2 separate regions of the Mus musculus genome follow, and region 1 is linked to region 2. The links are chromatin loops, found by intact Hi-C in ENCODE. Cell type or tissue: heart. All regions are shown on one strand.

What was found. Hi-C counts contacts between places; a loop is a spot of excess contacts. Peaks named below come from ENCODE experiments on the same cell type or tissue, not always from the same donor. Only the 100,000 strongest peaks of a DNase experiment are listed, where the experiment ranks them.
Region 1: a loop joins it to region 2, with 2.2 times the contacts of the local background. A loop is called at or near these places in 1 of 42 quality-filtered maps.

Annotation. Positions count from the first base shown.
Region 1 is chr2:135,872,426-135,880,425 of GRCm38, forward strand. Plcb4 (phospholipase C, beta 4) reads left to right here. Exons shown (of 39, transcript NM_001355153.1): 4 at 4,958-5,056. The coding sequence starts at 4,973. Among named protein-coding and RNA genes, the nearest start is that of Gm14210, 63 kb to the left of the region's middle. In heart, no CTCF peak of the experiment used is centred here; a DNase peak (open chromatin) is centred at 3,336; H3K27ac peaks cover 631 bases.
Region 2 is chr2:135,555,097-135,563,096 of GRCm38, forward strand. No RefSeq gene overlaps it. Among named protein-coding and RNA genes, the nearest start is that of Gm31993, 18 kb to the left of the region's middle. In heart, a CTCF peak has its summit at 4,145; DNase peaks (open chromatin) are centred at 4,375, 5,425, 6,805, 7,595 and 1 weaker place.

The DNA of each region.
Region 1 (8,000 bases), 320 kb after region 2:
ATAGGAAAGGGAGGAAGACACAGAGATGACAAGAAGCATGTGAACAAACAAAGTTTGATGAATGTGAGATTGTATCCCATTACTCAGCTATTACAGTTTCTTATATGGCTGTCCAATTAATAGGAAAGCTGTGTATAAAACATAATTTTGTCCCATTTCTATGAGTCTTTATTTCTGAGAATTTCATATCATATAATACTTACTAAATAAATTGATTATTACTTGAGCATAATCTGTCTTATGCTGTAGGAGTGTCAGTCATGAGACTTGTTTTGGGCAAAGAATGCTATTCCTGTGTCACTCCTGTAATAAACCATCGGCTGTTTACTGTATTCAGATCCTGCTGTTCTCTAATGCCCCAGATAACTCAGCATGGTTTCCACTCATGTTGGAAAGTCCTGATGTAACGAAGCCTGTAGTATGGTCATAAGGTTCACCTAATGCCTTTATAGAGACAGTTTTTGAAAATTGTATTTTCATCAAATTTTTAAATTATCCCATAAATAGAGTCACACTTTGACCATAACTCTGATCAGTTTTGAGCTGCAAGAGATGGAGATAAATACTGGCTTTTCCCCCCTTCTGTTCTCATTTTACTTCTGTGGGCTGTGTGTTTGGGAACTCTAAGAGATTACTTTGCATCAATTGCACTTCATCTGGATTCAACGTGGCAGAAGCCATAGGTTTTGAAGTACGAATCGAGAATCCATGACAGATCAATTCTGACACCACCGCAATCTGTTTTATTTCCAAAAGCAAGAGTAGCAGAGCCCCTCAGCCCCAGCTGGAGGAGCTTCCTCCTGCAGTGGCTGTCAGTCAGTGCAGAGCGGGTCAAAGTGAAGAATAAGTGACTCTGTGAGTTCAGCCCTAAAGGCGACATTCCAATCAACCAACCAGCCCTTTTCCCCACAAAGCTGAGGGAACGTTATGGAAGCAAAAGAATGTACTAACTAAGGGATGGGAAGGGCTGTTGTTAAATGTCGTCTTCTGAACACGAAATAACCACTGTAGCGATTAACTCTTATATACAGGTGATTGTGCATATAAGACCCGTAGAAGATCTAGCCACCCAGAGCTTTGGCATCAATTGGTTAAGGGTCGTACTCCTGGGGTCCCTCTAGCTCCTGAGGAAATATTGGTAGTTGGTAGCTTCTGGGCAAAGAAGAATCATTCTTTGAGGATATGGTCACTGACAAGGGTCCCCATGACAAGGGTGAGTAGCCCTACACGTTGCACATATTGGTAGCACTAATTGGACTTGATGGCTTATTAAAAAGAGAATAGGGAGGGAGGGGACATGGAATCTCTGTGGGGAAGTGTTGGGGAAAATCTTCAAAGAGTTGGAGGGGGAGGGATCCGGTAGATATGATCATATTTTCTTGTGCACATGTATAAAATTTTGAAGGAATATTTTTTTTAAATTAGAACATAGCTTTGTGAAATGTTAATGCAGGTTTCAGCACTGAGGAAGCCGTTGCTAGGTGCTGAATGACAAGTCCTTCCAGCCTGTGTGTGAGAGGCTTCCTGTAGACAGTGAAGAAATGAAAGCCTAGAAGTGGAGAGGAAACAGTTTACAGCCTTGCTTGTCATTTCTTACTGTTTGTTCTTGCCAAGAGCTCTGGTGGAAAATACAGAAACTTTAAGAACAGATTTTTATGAAAAGAAATAATTTGTTAAATGTCATCTTTCTTTCAGTTTAGAGAATGTTGTTTCCTAAACATAAAACCTGTGGTTAGTATACTTTTCTGTATTTTAAAATAGAAGGAAGTATTTTTTATCACTAAAAGTTTCATCACCAACTCTTAAGTAGTGCTTGTGTGTGTGTGTGTGTGTGTGTGTGTGTGTGTGTGTGTGTGTGTACTGTGTTAACTGCTTTCATTCCTGTGGTAAAAGAGAGGGAGGGAGGGAGGGAGGGAGGGAGGGAGGGAGGGAGGGAGGGAGGGAGGAAGGAAGGAAGGAAGGAAGGAAGGAAGGAAGGAAGGAAGGAAGGAAGGAAGGAAGTTAAAGCCAGAAAGATTTATTTTAGCTTACAGTTTCACTAAAACCTTTAGTCCAGCATCATTTGGCCAAGGGCTGTGAGTCTGTGGTGGGGCAGGGAGCACTCCGTGGGGAAGAGCAAAGAAGCCTAGAGAAGCAGATAAGTTGTCTAGTAGAACCCCTTCCAATCCAGTGAGCTATGAGTCTGTAAATCCATGAATAAAGTCAGAGGCCTGGGGATCAAAGCTTAGGGAGAAAGCCTCCCCCACACAAGCTTTTTAGGGACCTTTAACATCCAAACTCTGATAGCGTGGAACAGTTGGGATCAGACTGTTCTTCTATTTGCCTGACCACATGTTGGGAGTATTTATATTTGCTTGACAAAAGCTCTGGATATGTTTTAGGAACCCTTCCGCTTGGCCACTGTTAGGCAAACAGCCCTTCCTTTCCAGCCTGATTTTAATAAGTATAAGAGTATGTAAATGTGTAGTGTATTTAAGTGATTGCTTAGTTAAGGACCACAGACAGCCAATGTTTTTCTACCGTAAATGGCACAATAGTATTTTTGTCCACAGGCTTTGCATACATTGAGTTAGAATCAATCCTTGGTAAAATTGCCATTGGTGAGGGGCCTTTCAAGGGCATAAAAGTTAATTACAAAATTCTTTTTCCCCCAAAGTATACAGGAATACTCTTATCCTCAACTTTCGACACTGCTGCTCTTTGCCATTCTTAGGCCTGCACTCCATAGGTGGTTTTTTTGTTTTGTTTTTTTGGTTTTGGTGTTTTTTTGAAAAGGCTATTTAATGGCTTGATGAAGATGGAGATACTTTTAGCAAATGGAGAGATTATTACTAATGACATGTCAGTGTCAAATTGGATTCTAGCTTGAAGTAAAACAAGGCATTTGAGAGTTCAGGGTGGCCGTAGTCTGTTTTACAAACATCACAGGTTCTTTAGAGGTTCAAGCAATTAACTCACTTTGGTTACTGGAAATTCCATGGCAATTTCTTATCTCTGAAAGATAATTTTGGGTGTTTTTTTGTCTTGAGTTTTAGGGGTTATGCTGTGCTGTGTGGTTGTCAGGGCATCTTCTTGGCTGGTGCACACACCCTTGACTATTTAGCTTCTTTGGGTCCTCCTGGTTGCAGGTTTCTCAACATCTTCTTTATTTAGATGGCGCTTTCTGCCATCTCGGATGAAGGAGCCCATCCAGGACTCCCCTCCTGGCTCTTCCCTCCCATGTTCTCTGCAGTCTTGGAAGAGTGTCCTCTGGTTACCCGTGTAAAACAATCTGTCCAGTTGTGTAAGACGCAGACAATGGGCCCATGTAAAACCCGCTGGCTGCCTTCCAGTAGCTGCTCTATGTGTGTACACTGGAAAGGCTGCCTCATTGTCTCAGCTCTTTGATGGTCATTCCCTTGAAATCCCCATCCTCCTCAGGTGGTTCCTTTCCCTTGGGTCCTCTGTAGTGAGGTAATGCCTTTCTAGCAGGTGGAGGAGGGAAAGGAGAAAGTTTAAAGCTTCCGGTTTAAGTAGGTAAGGACTTCCAAGGCAAGCTGTGAATTTAAATGGAAGAACTTTGGCATGGACCATAATCTTTTAGCTGCTTGGGCAATTTGAGGTGATTACAAAAAGATGGCAGTCCCCTTCCCATCTTTCAAGAGGTAACTTCATTAATACTCTGAGTTTCTCTAAACTGAGTTGAATTATTAAGCATACCTTTATTTGCTTCTTATTTTAAAAATCAGTTGATTGGGTCAACATTTTCTGGTGCTATGGTCTTTGTCTTCACTGTGTCATTCATATAAAGTAATTTGGTTGCTGCCCCTAGTGCTCCAGGAAGTATTTCAGAGAACAGCACTCCCTCCAACTTAAAATCCAACAAATTTGGGATACTTTTCTGCCATTTTCCCAAAATGCCTTATTCCTTGGTTTGATCCCTAGATCTCTAAACAACATTAAGCCAGACATGGCTTCCACCATCATTGCTGAGAGGCTATGATCCTTTAGTCCCTGTGTTCCTTCAGGTGCCACAGTCCCCAGAGGCCTAGGTGTACGTAGGCCATGTGGATGGAAGGAGTACTCAGGTGGGACATGAATATTTCAGTAGTGAAGAAGGTAGAAAGGCAGAAATCCAACCCCCTTCTGAGTGCTTAAGTCTGAGTACTTGTGTCAATCCTGGCAGAATCAGAGTTAAACCAGTGAAAGACAACATAGATGGTTAGAAACTCTCTTTTCATGTTTGATATGAACATTTTATTTTAGATGTCTCTGCTATTCCTTTCAAAGTTAAGCCAAAGGTAAAAAGTACAAGGGGTAGTTGACATGAGTTAGAACATCCTAGAACACATGATATACTACAGAGAACTCCATGCCTCTTTACATACACTTTGGCAAACCCATGAAGTTACTATATTGGATCCTTTTGAGTTTCTTCCAAGCCCTCTCCTTCCTCTTCCTTTTCTCCATAGCCAGGGTCTTTCTTTGTTGTCATGGATGGCCTTGAACTCCCATCTCAGCAATTCAAGTAGTGCGAATTCTAAGTGTGCCACTGTTTCTGCCTTGCCATATTGTGTTTTATTTAAAAGTTAATTTGCCTGTCTGTGGTTATAGGGGTTGAACACAAGGCCTCACACATGCTAAGCATACAACATTTCTGAGTCTTACCGCACCATAGTGATATTGGTTTTTGGTATGTCATGCTGACAGCGGCTTCCTGTGTGTGCTTGCTGAGGTGATCCATGGGCCTATTTCTCTCTGCAGATATTACACAGTATATGAAGTGTTTCTCCAGGTTTAGAGACAAAGAGGAAAAGTTTTGGGGTCCGATGATGGGAAGACATAAGAAGGAAGATGACCTACGGACCTCTATGGACTTCTCTCACATGTTTAAAGAATATCAACATAAAATGTCTGAGCTCTGATAATCACTTGCACCTTAATTTTGTACACTAATAAGACATTTGTTCTTCTCCAGGTCTTGAATACCATCATGGCCAAACCTTACGAATTTAACTGGCAGAAGGAAGTGCCCTCTTTCTTGCAAGAAGGAGCAGTTTTTGACAGATACGAAGAGGTAACAGTGCCGTTAACTTTTTTCCCCTCTCAAAACACTCTAAAAAGTTATCTAATTTTGATCAGAGTGCTGAATGTTCTTTCACACAAGTAACATCTTTGAGGCTTATAAAATTGCAATGGCAGAGGGTGAAGAATGGGGTAGAATGATAATATACTGTCAGTGAGTTGTTGAATGATCACCACGTGCCCGATAAAATGATAGCAATGCTGGGTGTCATTTATTAAGTGACCGCCTTGTGACAGGCTGACTTCTCAATGAGTGCCTTATTTCATTCCATATGTTGTATTTCATTCACCGATGAGCTCCTTATAAGGTGTTTGCTATCATTGTGATTTTACAGATAGGGCTCATGTAGGAACAGTTTGGGTTAATGCCGTGCTTTTGGCAAGCTTTCCTCGTAAACCTTTCTATTCTCCGTGTGTAGCAGTGCTTGGGCTTGGTGCTAGTTTATTTGCTTGTTTCATTTGTGCAGACTGTTATGACCAAAGCTTTGCACACCTCTGCTTCTGTGGCTTTTTGTTCACACCTTTGCAAAATATCGGTGGCTCCAGGCTTTCTGTAGAGCCAGGAATTGAGCCATCAATGAGCTAGAAGGGATGGAAGGGTGAGCCTTACCTTGAAGACTTGAATTGGAGATGACCTGGGGAAAGGTTTAGGATGAAAGTGGACTTTTCTCTAAGGCACAGGGAAAGCTAAAATGAATTCTCTTACAGCTGGAGATGATTCCTTTAGAACCAAGGAGTGTTGGGGCGGATATGCAGCCCCCTGAGGCTGAGAGTGTCCTTAAGTAGAGACTGCCTTTGCCCAGGAACTTGGTTGTGCTGGCTAACTTGACTTGCTCTTCGCAGCATGTATCTTGTTATAAGAGTCACATTTCCAAGAAATCAAATTGAAAGAGCAAATGATGAACCAAAATGCCATCATTGTTTCTTACCTTGACTTCGGGTGTTAAAGTGATAGTATTCGCATGTTTGTAACTTGACCACAAAAGGAGTAAGTGTTTTGTACTGTAAGATGAATCAAAGCAATATCCTACCACCAGAAGCTAGATTGCCTGGCAGTTTTCTTCTAGCCTTTTTATTTTGTTTCATTTTGTGTTTTATTTCTCCCTTGTAGTTGAGATCATGGAATACATTTTTAAAACCCAAGCTTTCCATAATTCATCTCTTCTCTGCTTCCACAATTTTATCTCCCACTAGTTTTTCTCATGCACCCTCCATGGTAATCATAGCCAATCTCTCGTGGACTCTTTTCTCCTCCTGAGGTACACTTGTTCCCGGGGTTTAATGAGCAAGCTCCTGCTCAGCCTTCAGGACTCAGATGAGGAATCTTCCCTGGTCAGGCATCTCCTTGACCTCTGCAGTAGTCCATAACTCTCTTGTGCCACCGGAAGTCTTCCTTCGTGGGGTTTACCTCCATCACACTTTTTAATCATGTTTCTACCTTTTGAAAAGTAGTCTGCATTCCCAGAGCCCACGGGCTAGGCTTTACTTATTTTTCTCTTCCCAGGTACCAGTACAATGCACTTCACTGTCAAGCTCATTGTAATGCTTAGCATTGCATAAAACCATGTCTGGCTGGTTATTATTTTCTTCCTTTCTTCTTTGGAGCTAGTGCTTCAGCCTGGAGCCTCAAAAGGGCTGAACATGTGACCTATAACTGAAATTTACCCCAACATTTTTTCCTTGATAATTGAGATTAGAATAAGATGATAGTCCTTGAAGCTCACATGCAATCAGAGTTTCTACAGACTCAAATTATTAGGGTAAACAATATGAAATACATATCATCTAAACAGCTTATAGTTTCAACTCTTTTGTACAGAGAGTAAGTCATGTAAATGGCTATATTTACATCACACAATGTGGCATAGAAAGCCAGGGCCTAACTGTTCTATTCAAGGCTTCCTTCTGATCACCTGATCTAGGTTGGCTACCACTGACCAGGATGGCAACGCGGGTGACAGAATTTACTGTCTGTTCTCTCTCACTGATAGGCAGTAGGGAAAAAATCCTAAGGGTTTATGTAATGTGTTTGAAACAAGGCTAGGAGCCTAGGGAAGATGCAGATGGAGAGTTGGAGATCATGGGAAGTGTTCGTATGCTCTGTGGGGAGTAGACACTCATGGTGGAGTGAGATTAGCAAGCGGCTGTGGTTGAGGGAATGCTAGTAAACTGAAGGGTTCAGCAAGCAAGCCCTGACAGTTTCTATTCTCCCGTGTCCCTCCATCTTCCTCGATCAGGAAACTCTTTTCGCAGGGCCTCTCTTTATGCCATGTCACATACATTTGTGTAGCCTGCTTCTGGAAAAGTGGGAGAGGGGAAGTATTGGAAGTTGAGACTGACTTTCCAAAGTCTACCACCGTGTCAAATGGCAAGGGGTCGTATTTTGGAGCAGTATGTTGTTCCAACCCCATCAGTACCAAGGTTCTGTAGTGTGGGCTAGTGTGAGACATCACACTTCTTGACTGCTCGAGTGACCCGAATGATTTTCAGATTTCTAAGGCGATTTTCCAGCCTCAGATAATCTGTAAGATAGCTTAAAAATATTACTTGTTTTCCCATAAATCAGAGAGGTCACCCGAAAGAGACCCAATGTGATATCTAGCAGAGTTTTATCTTTCTTAGTGCTAGGTAAGCAAAAGCATTTGTCTTGGGAAACAAAGTGCCACGAGGTTCGAGGATGGAGGAGCTGAAGCTTTTGTGCCCCTTTGACCCTTGTGATGGCCTTCTTGGCTTCTGAATCATAACAACTCACTCCTATTTAGAAAATCCTAGTTTCTTCTGCTTCTCTAGGCATGCACACTCCCCCAGCCTGGAGGGAAGAAACACCAAACACATGTGAAACTCAGACCAGCCAGGCTTCATTGTCCTCACTGTGATTTCATGGGGAAGCGCAGTGAGAGACAAAACAAAGAATTTCAACTTTATAGAGTAAACAG
Region 2 (8,000 bases):
CCTAGCAGCCTTGTGTGTCAGGCAGGGTATGTCATGTGTGTGTGCGTGTTCTAGTGTTTCCTCTGTCTCTTTTTCTCACTTTTTACTATTACTTTGCAATGTTACATATTTTCTCATGACATTTTCATGCATACTTAGTTTTTTCTGACCCTCCCCCGTGTTCCTGTCCCCCACTCCCTGCTTAAACCCTTCCACCCCCTGTCCCTGCTGCCCACATCCAGATCACATGTATTCTATTGCCCTCCCTACTCCTCTTCCTTTAAGGCTCTTTTCCCCCTCTGCTGGTCTCCTTTCTAATTTCTTGTTCCCTAGCCACACTCTCCCCCACATAAAACGCACACACATAAGAGTTAGAAACTAGGATCCATAGATGAAGGAGAACACGTGGTGTTCATCTTTTTTGAGCCGGGACTATATAGTGTAATAAAACATTTCCACTTCCACACACTTTCCTGCAGATTTCACTTTTCCTTATAGCTGAATAAAGTTCCATTGTGCATACCCACCATGCTGCCCTTATCTACCAGTTAGCTAGCCTGATGCAGCCTCTCTGCTATGGTGACTAGGAGAGCTGTAAGCAGGACTGTGAGGTATCTTTATGGTAGGAAGGAGTCCTGTGAGTGTACACCCGGGCGGTGATGTAGCTGGGTCATATGGTAGCTCTGTATTTAGCTTTTTGGGACACCTCCATACTGATTTCCATAGTGGTTACCTCAGTTACACTCCCACCCATGGTGAATAAAGGTCCCTCTCTCCCCACACTCGTTTCAGAACTTCTCCTCTGTCTTCCAGATGATGCCCATTGAACCGGGGTGAGAAAAACATCCCAATGTAGCGTTAACTTGTATTTTCCTCATGGCTAAGGATGTTGAACACTTTTGAAAACATTTATTGGCTGTTTACACTTCTTCTTCTGAGAACTCTGTGTTCATTTCCAGGGGTCATTTATTGGATGTATTATTTGTTTTCTTGCTGTTTGGCTATTTGAGTTCTTTGTATACTCTAGATATTAATACTTTTTAGATGTATAGCGGGCATTTTTTCCTCAGCCTGAGTCTGTAGGATGTCTCTTCACTCAGTTAACTATTTACTTCATTGCACAAATTTGAATTTTCCAAAGTTCCAATTATAAACTTGGTTACCTGGGTGACTAGAGTTCTTCCTGTACCTGTATCTCAAGGTATTTTTCATGCTTTTTTCCACTAGCTGCTTCAGGACTTCCAAAAGTGTCTTTGATCCATTTGGAGTTAATTTTTGTGCAGGATAAGAGATAAGGATTGATTAATAATTTGCTCTCCTATATGTAAATGTCCGATTTTCCTAGCATCATTTGTTAAAGAGACTATCTTTTGTCCATTGTATGTATGACATCTCTGTCAAACATGAGGTTGCTGTAGCTGCTGTTGCAGGAAGCTATGGGGACTTGACTCCAGCAATACTGCTCCTGGTAGTTGTAGGCTAGCCTGGTGCAAAAGGTCAGTAGTTGGTTTCTGGAGTGATGTTTTGGGAAGCAGAGGTAGTCTAAGTAAGGGAGGAAGGGTTTAGGAGCATGGGCAGGCTGGGTTCCTGATGCAGAGATGTTGTGAGTCTAAGCAAGCAGAACCAGGTTCATTACTTTCTGGGAAGCCATGGTGGCTTCTGTTTATTTTTTGTTTTTTTTTAATCTGAGCTAGTCTGTCTTCTCCTTGGCCAAGTCTATAATGAGGATTTCCACAATTCTTTATTTGACTTATTGTGGAATTAATTTTCAGCATTTCATTTTGATTTTCCTCTATGTCTATGCCTATGTCTATGCCTATGTCTATGCCTATGTCTATGCCTATGTCTATGCCTATGTCTATGCCTATGTCTATGCCTATGTCTATGCAGAAGGCCTCTTTAGTATATTATATTGATTTCCATATTTCATCTAGGTGTTTTATGTTCTCTTGATATTCATTTGGGAGTTTACTTTCTCCTTTAAATTCTTTTAGCAAACTTAGAATCTTTTTTGAGTTATTTGTCTGTGACTGTCCACTGTGACTTCTTTTGCCAGTAGATAGATATTAACAGCTATGCAATGACAAATTACTTGTTCACTGAGGCTTCTCAGTAGTGTGTCCCTCCTAGAGCCCTTAGAGAAAAGCACATAGCTTGGTCATACCAGCTGATAGAAGCCACCCCCTACCCCAAGACCAGAAGCAGTAGCTCATTAAGCATCAGAACTCTACCACCATGATACTGACATGAAAATGCATGATAAATAAATGTCTGTGACACTGAGGTTTTTAGTTTATTACACAGTTTTATTGCAGCAATAAACAACCAGTAGACATGGGGGGGGGAGGGTATGACAGACAAGACTTCCATTCTCTGAGGCTCTCATTCTATGGTGGGAATAAGATAATAATAGATGAACAAATTAACAAAGAAATAAATGAAGTAGACAAAATAGCTACTGGGAAATAACACAGCAAAACCATCTTAGACATGTGAAGGGCAAGTAGGTGAAGGGCAAGTAGGTTTGGTGCTTTGTGAACAATGGCTTTTCTGTTCTATGGGGATGACATTTTGGTTATGATCTGAATGAAAGCCTGCCACTTAAGAACAAGAATGACCCTCACAAAAGAAGCTATGGAGAAGGCCCTAAAGAAGGGGTGGAACTTTTGACTGTTCTAGAGACAGAGGGAAGCTATGCTGGTAGTGATGACAATATGCTAAAGTGACAACAATGTCCTTCCTTTTGGGTACCAGACTAGTAAAATAACGGTCTCCAAGAAATTGGTATTTCTCCCCATATCTCACTATGGGAGAAGGAAAAGGCTGAAGCCGGATGCCAGCCAGAGGGTTAACATGTCCTGTGGAGAACTGTTGGGAGCTATTAAGACAACACTATTGTCCTGATCTCTGAAATGGGCCTCTCCCCCCAAGAAGAAAAGGGGGTCAAAAGCAGGCCACCGACGCACAGTTCCGAGAACAACCACAGAATGTTCCAGCCCTAAGTCAGCACCAGATGTCCTGACCACACCCTGATACCACCAAGTTCCTGCTTCCCCGTGTAACTGCCAAAAGAAAAATTTCCACTGCCCCACCACTCCTGCTGCTAAGTACTTGTACTTCTCCTTTTGCTTGTGAATTTCCACCGCCCCACCCCTCCTGCTGAGAAGTACTTCCCCTTTTGCTTGTGCATTTAAGCCTTGAGCCTTTCTGAATACAGCGGGACCTTGATGCCACTCAGAATGTTTCTGTGTCGTTCTTGCACTTGGTCCTCATCTCTCTCTATCCCCATTTGGTTCTTAGGAGAAGGTCCCCTCAAGACCCTCAAATAACTGGACCTGCTGGACGGGTCAGAGAACATTTTGTACAATTCTAAAGAAGCAGCAAAACACACTTTTAGGAGAAACTGGAGCTATTACTACGGTGGGTGAATGATAGACAGGATAATGCCTCGACCAGTACTGCTTAGCTGTGCATAACTCTGTCCCTCCATTAAATCTAATGTGGGAACATAGTCTCTCATAGTCAGAGGCATCTGGAAGGGTCTTGACTGAACTGTGCTGTGGGGGCGATGGGAAACAAGAGAGGAAAAGAAAACAGAGAGGAGAGAAGGCCTAAGAAAGGAGCCACAGACAAAGTGGCCCAGAGGCCAAGAACACACAAAAAGTATCTTGTGACCAAAATAGCTGAGATTGTATAGGTATCAGAGTAGCCCTGGGAAGACAAACCCAGGCCCTGGAGAGTGTTGGGTAGGAGTGGGTATATCAGTCGAGATGACTCTAACAGGTTCTGGGATGCTGGGAGAACCGTTCAGCAAGCTTCCACTTGAATTTGTTAGACAAGCACCTCAGGTAGCCATTTGTCCTGAGTTTGACACCTAACAGGGACGTCAGAAGACAAACCTTCAGGAGTCATGTGATGGCTTTCTCCTGCTTCCCAGTGTGACCACACTGACTAAATCTCCTTTTTCTGATTTTTTCACTATTGCTGTTTGTTTAATTAGCTTATTGAGGACAAGTGGCCAAATCTGGCATGTTAGGGCTATCAGGGTTCAGGCTCTGCCCCTAATAACTCTAGTAACAAGGCCACTAGACTTGGAGTACAGGGACCAAAATGAGGAATATCAGATAAAACTAAAGAGGTAAAAGGGCCACATCTAAGCCTCTGCAAAGCCACAAGGACACTGGCTTGGCCAGCAGAGAAGGACATTCATTGTATTCTTTTGTCTCAGGTTCAGGCCAGGCAAGGCGGCCAAGGGAAACCTGCTGGAAGAAAACAATTTAATCCTAAACCTTTGATAAGGAAAAGGGTGGGGGACAGGGATGTTCCTGTGGTTGGGGGATGGGAAGGAGTGAAGTAGGAAGGAGATTCCCCCAAGGCTGGGAAGGAAATGGAGGCCTGCAGGCTCCCATGCTGAGAGCCAAGGCCAGCCGTTGGAGAGGAGGAGGAGCAGGACTTCCAGGAGACAGCTGCAAGAACCCCTGGGAGGCTTTCTCTAAACGTTGTAGCCTTGACCTTGGCAATGATTCTTCGTCAAGGAATTGTAGGCAACCCAGCAATCTCCATTTCCAATCACAGTGCACACTCAGACAAAGTGTTGACCTTGGAAAGAACAAGGGGAGGTCTCAGCAAATTCCCTTCTTTAGTTCTCCTCTTCTCTCCCCTGAGATCTTAGAAGATTCACAATGTTCAGAGACATGTCCAGAAACTCAACGTTGCTCACGCTCCAGTGTTTCCACCGAGTCTCCAAAATATTATAGCAAATAAAAGAAACCAGACACATTTATGAAGTTGACAGAGAAGGAGAGCTAATCTCTGATACAAATCAACACAGTGAGCCCTGGAGTGGACAGCTACGTGGTGGCTAAGTGGGCACGGGAGCCTGTCTGGATGAGAGAAATGCTAAGAGCCATGCTGCCATTTTCCTGAATCCCATGGGTAAAAAGAAAATGGACTTGATGAAGGAAGTTGGGAGAGAAGAAAATAAAGGCTAGGTTAGCCCAGGCTATACTGCTGAGTCACATCCACAGCACGTTTCCTGTGCGGTTGTTTCATGAAAAGAGCATCTAGATTGTATCGAGTCTGAGTCAAGCACAGCGGGTTCCAAGAGGCTGAAAGTAAGCCAGACAGCAACAGGGTTGGAGGCTGAATTGAAATGCAGACAGGGTCAGCCTGCCTGAGGGGAAGGAGCTCTGAGTTAAGGAGTAGCCAAGGAGGCCGGTGGGCTGCAAGAATAGACCCCTCTGACCTATTTATAGCCTCCTCCACTTAACTCTTCCTTTCTCCTTAAAATCCACAACAAGCCCCCCAGATGCTGATGCAACCTCTGTAGAAGGCACTTATAATGAAACCTGACAACAGTGTACTGAGAAACATAGTCTTTGTCTGGCCACACCCCAACAACTGTGTGTGAGGGCTCCTGAGGCTACTCTCATCACTGTTCTGAAAGAAGGAGAAGGAAACCCTCTCAGACACACTGTTTCCTTCAGGAAATAAGGGACAAAGGGGCTTCCCTGAGGACACTTGGGAAAGTGGTATTTCCTCATGCCGGAGGACATAGTGAGGTGATTTTTTTTTCCAAAACACTGGGTTAAAGTGAACTGATGAACTGTGTATCGCCTTCCGTGTGTTCTCTGTCTGTCATTCATTTGTCTCTCTCTGTCTCTGTCTCTCTGTCTCTCTCTTTGTCTGTGTCTCTCCTTCCCCCCTGCCCCCCATCTCTGTCTCCTAGACAAGGTACAGCAAATTTCAGGCTGGACTAAAATCTACTATGTAGCCAAGAATGTCTTTCAAACTTCTTCCTGTCTCTACTTCTAAGGCAGCGTTTGCTATCCTGGCCAGTACATATGATGATGGAGGTGGAACCAGAACTTTTTGCATGCTAGGCTGCTTTATCTCTTGGCCAACCTCATAGCCTTGCCTTTCCACCTTGGTTATCTCTCTTGCTCTCCCTCCCCCTCTCTCCTCATATAAACCAGCTCAGTCAGGTTCTGTTCACTTTGGACACTCCCAGATGCCTCTGGCTATGTTCTTTCTTGTATCTACATCAAACCTCCTGCCCCACCATACCTAGGAGCTGTCATGTCTTCCTTTTGATTTCTTTCTTTCTTTTTTTTTTTTTCATTCAGGAACAACTTGACAACTCAATCATACCAATAATTTGCTCTCAGAGCAAGAACTTGGGATCCCTGTTTGTCTGTACACAAATCAAAAACTTTCCAAGAACTCTGTCATCTCTTGTCAACACTGCAGAGGATGTGGAATGGACGGTAATTTTTTCTTTTAAATTCTATTCTTCACATGTGATAGACATAGTGATCAGACATACAGTGGGCGCCTATCTAGATGGTAAAATAAAATTGTTACATTCAGAGTCCTGTACTGTGAGTTCTCAGGCTTTGTTTCAGAACCACAAGGGTGCTTAGAGGATTTTGTCTTCTGCTTACACAATGTGAAAAACCATTCTGCAACCCTAGCCTGGTGAGAGCAGAAAACAGATGAGAGGAAAATTGAGTCAAAAAGAAGAAAGGGTTTTCTTAAAAAGAAAAAAAAAGCAACATGCTGCCTCCTGTTGATTCTGACTTAAGCATCCTGCTTAATCTGCATGGTGGTAAAAGCCATTTCCAGGTTTTGTGCAGCCTGAAAGCAGGCCACCTTCCCAGCACCAAGTCATCTAAGGTGATTACAAAAGAGTCATAATCTGCACGTCTGAAAGCCACTTGACACTTAAGGATGTTTCCCTGCCTGGTAATGGCAGTGGTTCACTGGGAGCACTTGGTGTGCCCCCTCTTCACTGTGGATGTCTGCCAGGGCAGCTTCAGCATCTGGCCTCTGCTTAAGTAATCAACTAATCAACAGGAGCGATAAGACCGGGGCTGCATCGTCGTTATTTCCTTAGTACTTGGTGTTCAGGAAAAAGCACCCTCGCCTCACGGGTGTGTCCAGAACAGGAACATGATGGAAATCCAACATGGGAAGGAAGGGAGCCACTTTAGGAATGTCCACTGAATGCCATGACAAGTTAGGGAGGCTTGGATGAGAATCCCAAAGCTTCTTTGAAACTTTTTAAAGCCAAAGCTAGGAGCTATCTACCTCCTTACCAACAGTGTAAGGAGGAATATAATGCTACTATGTTACCATGTCATATACAATGATGTCTCAATGACCAGCTGCTGGTGCTGCTGTGAGCCAGTGAGGTTACTGTGACCAGTGTCGGTACAGCCACGTTAGTTTGTATAAGTATACTCTGTGATGCTTACACAATGACAAAATCAGCTAAGCACACGTTTTGTTGAACATTGCTCAGTCACTATACAGTGAGTGATATGAATTGTATACACAAGCGTTACAGCAAAGAAGCCAGACCCTCTGAATCGCGATGCTGCGGAACAAGAATGTCAATGTTTCATACCATGTGGAAGTTGGGGTGGACACTGGTATTAGCAGTACCCACCCCCATCCCTACTCTCACAAGTTTTCCTTGCCAGCTTGCTGTGGGGATTTCTGGCTAGACTGCTGCTCCCATGGTCGGGAATTGCCTTGCCTAAATTCACTGACTCTTCTGCAAGCAGCTCAGAGTCAGTGACAGGCCTGTGTGAAGACACAGCCTTGGCTCAACCTCAAGTGATGCAACTCAGTGGGATGAGTCATGCTCCAGTGTGCTCTTCGATTCAAGCCTCAGCCAGACATTACCAAAGCCGTAGTCTTGCCCAGCTCACAGCCTCCTTCTGCTTTCTCTAAAGACACACACACACACACACACACACACACACACACACACACACACACAATAAGACAAGCATTCTCAAATACTTACCTCAGGGTTCTGCCTGTAGGGAACCAAACAGGATGTTACTGACTTCAGAGAAGAAAAAAATAGTACTAATCTAAATCTCTCCTGGTTTTGGACAGCCCAGTACATAAAAGTTTGTTCTGTTTCGTAATCAATATCTAGTATTAAAAATTCAAAGAAAGGTTTCCTATTCTAATCAAATTCATGAATCCCCGTGTTTCCCCTACTAATT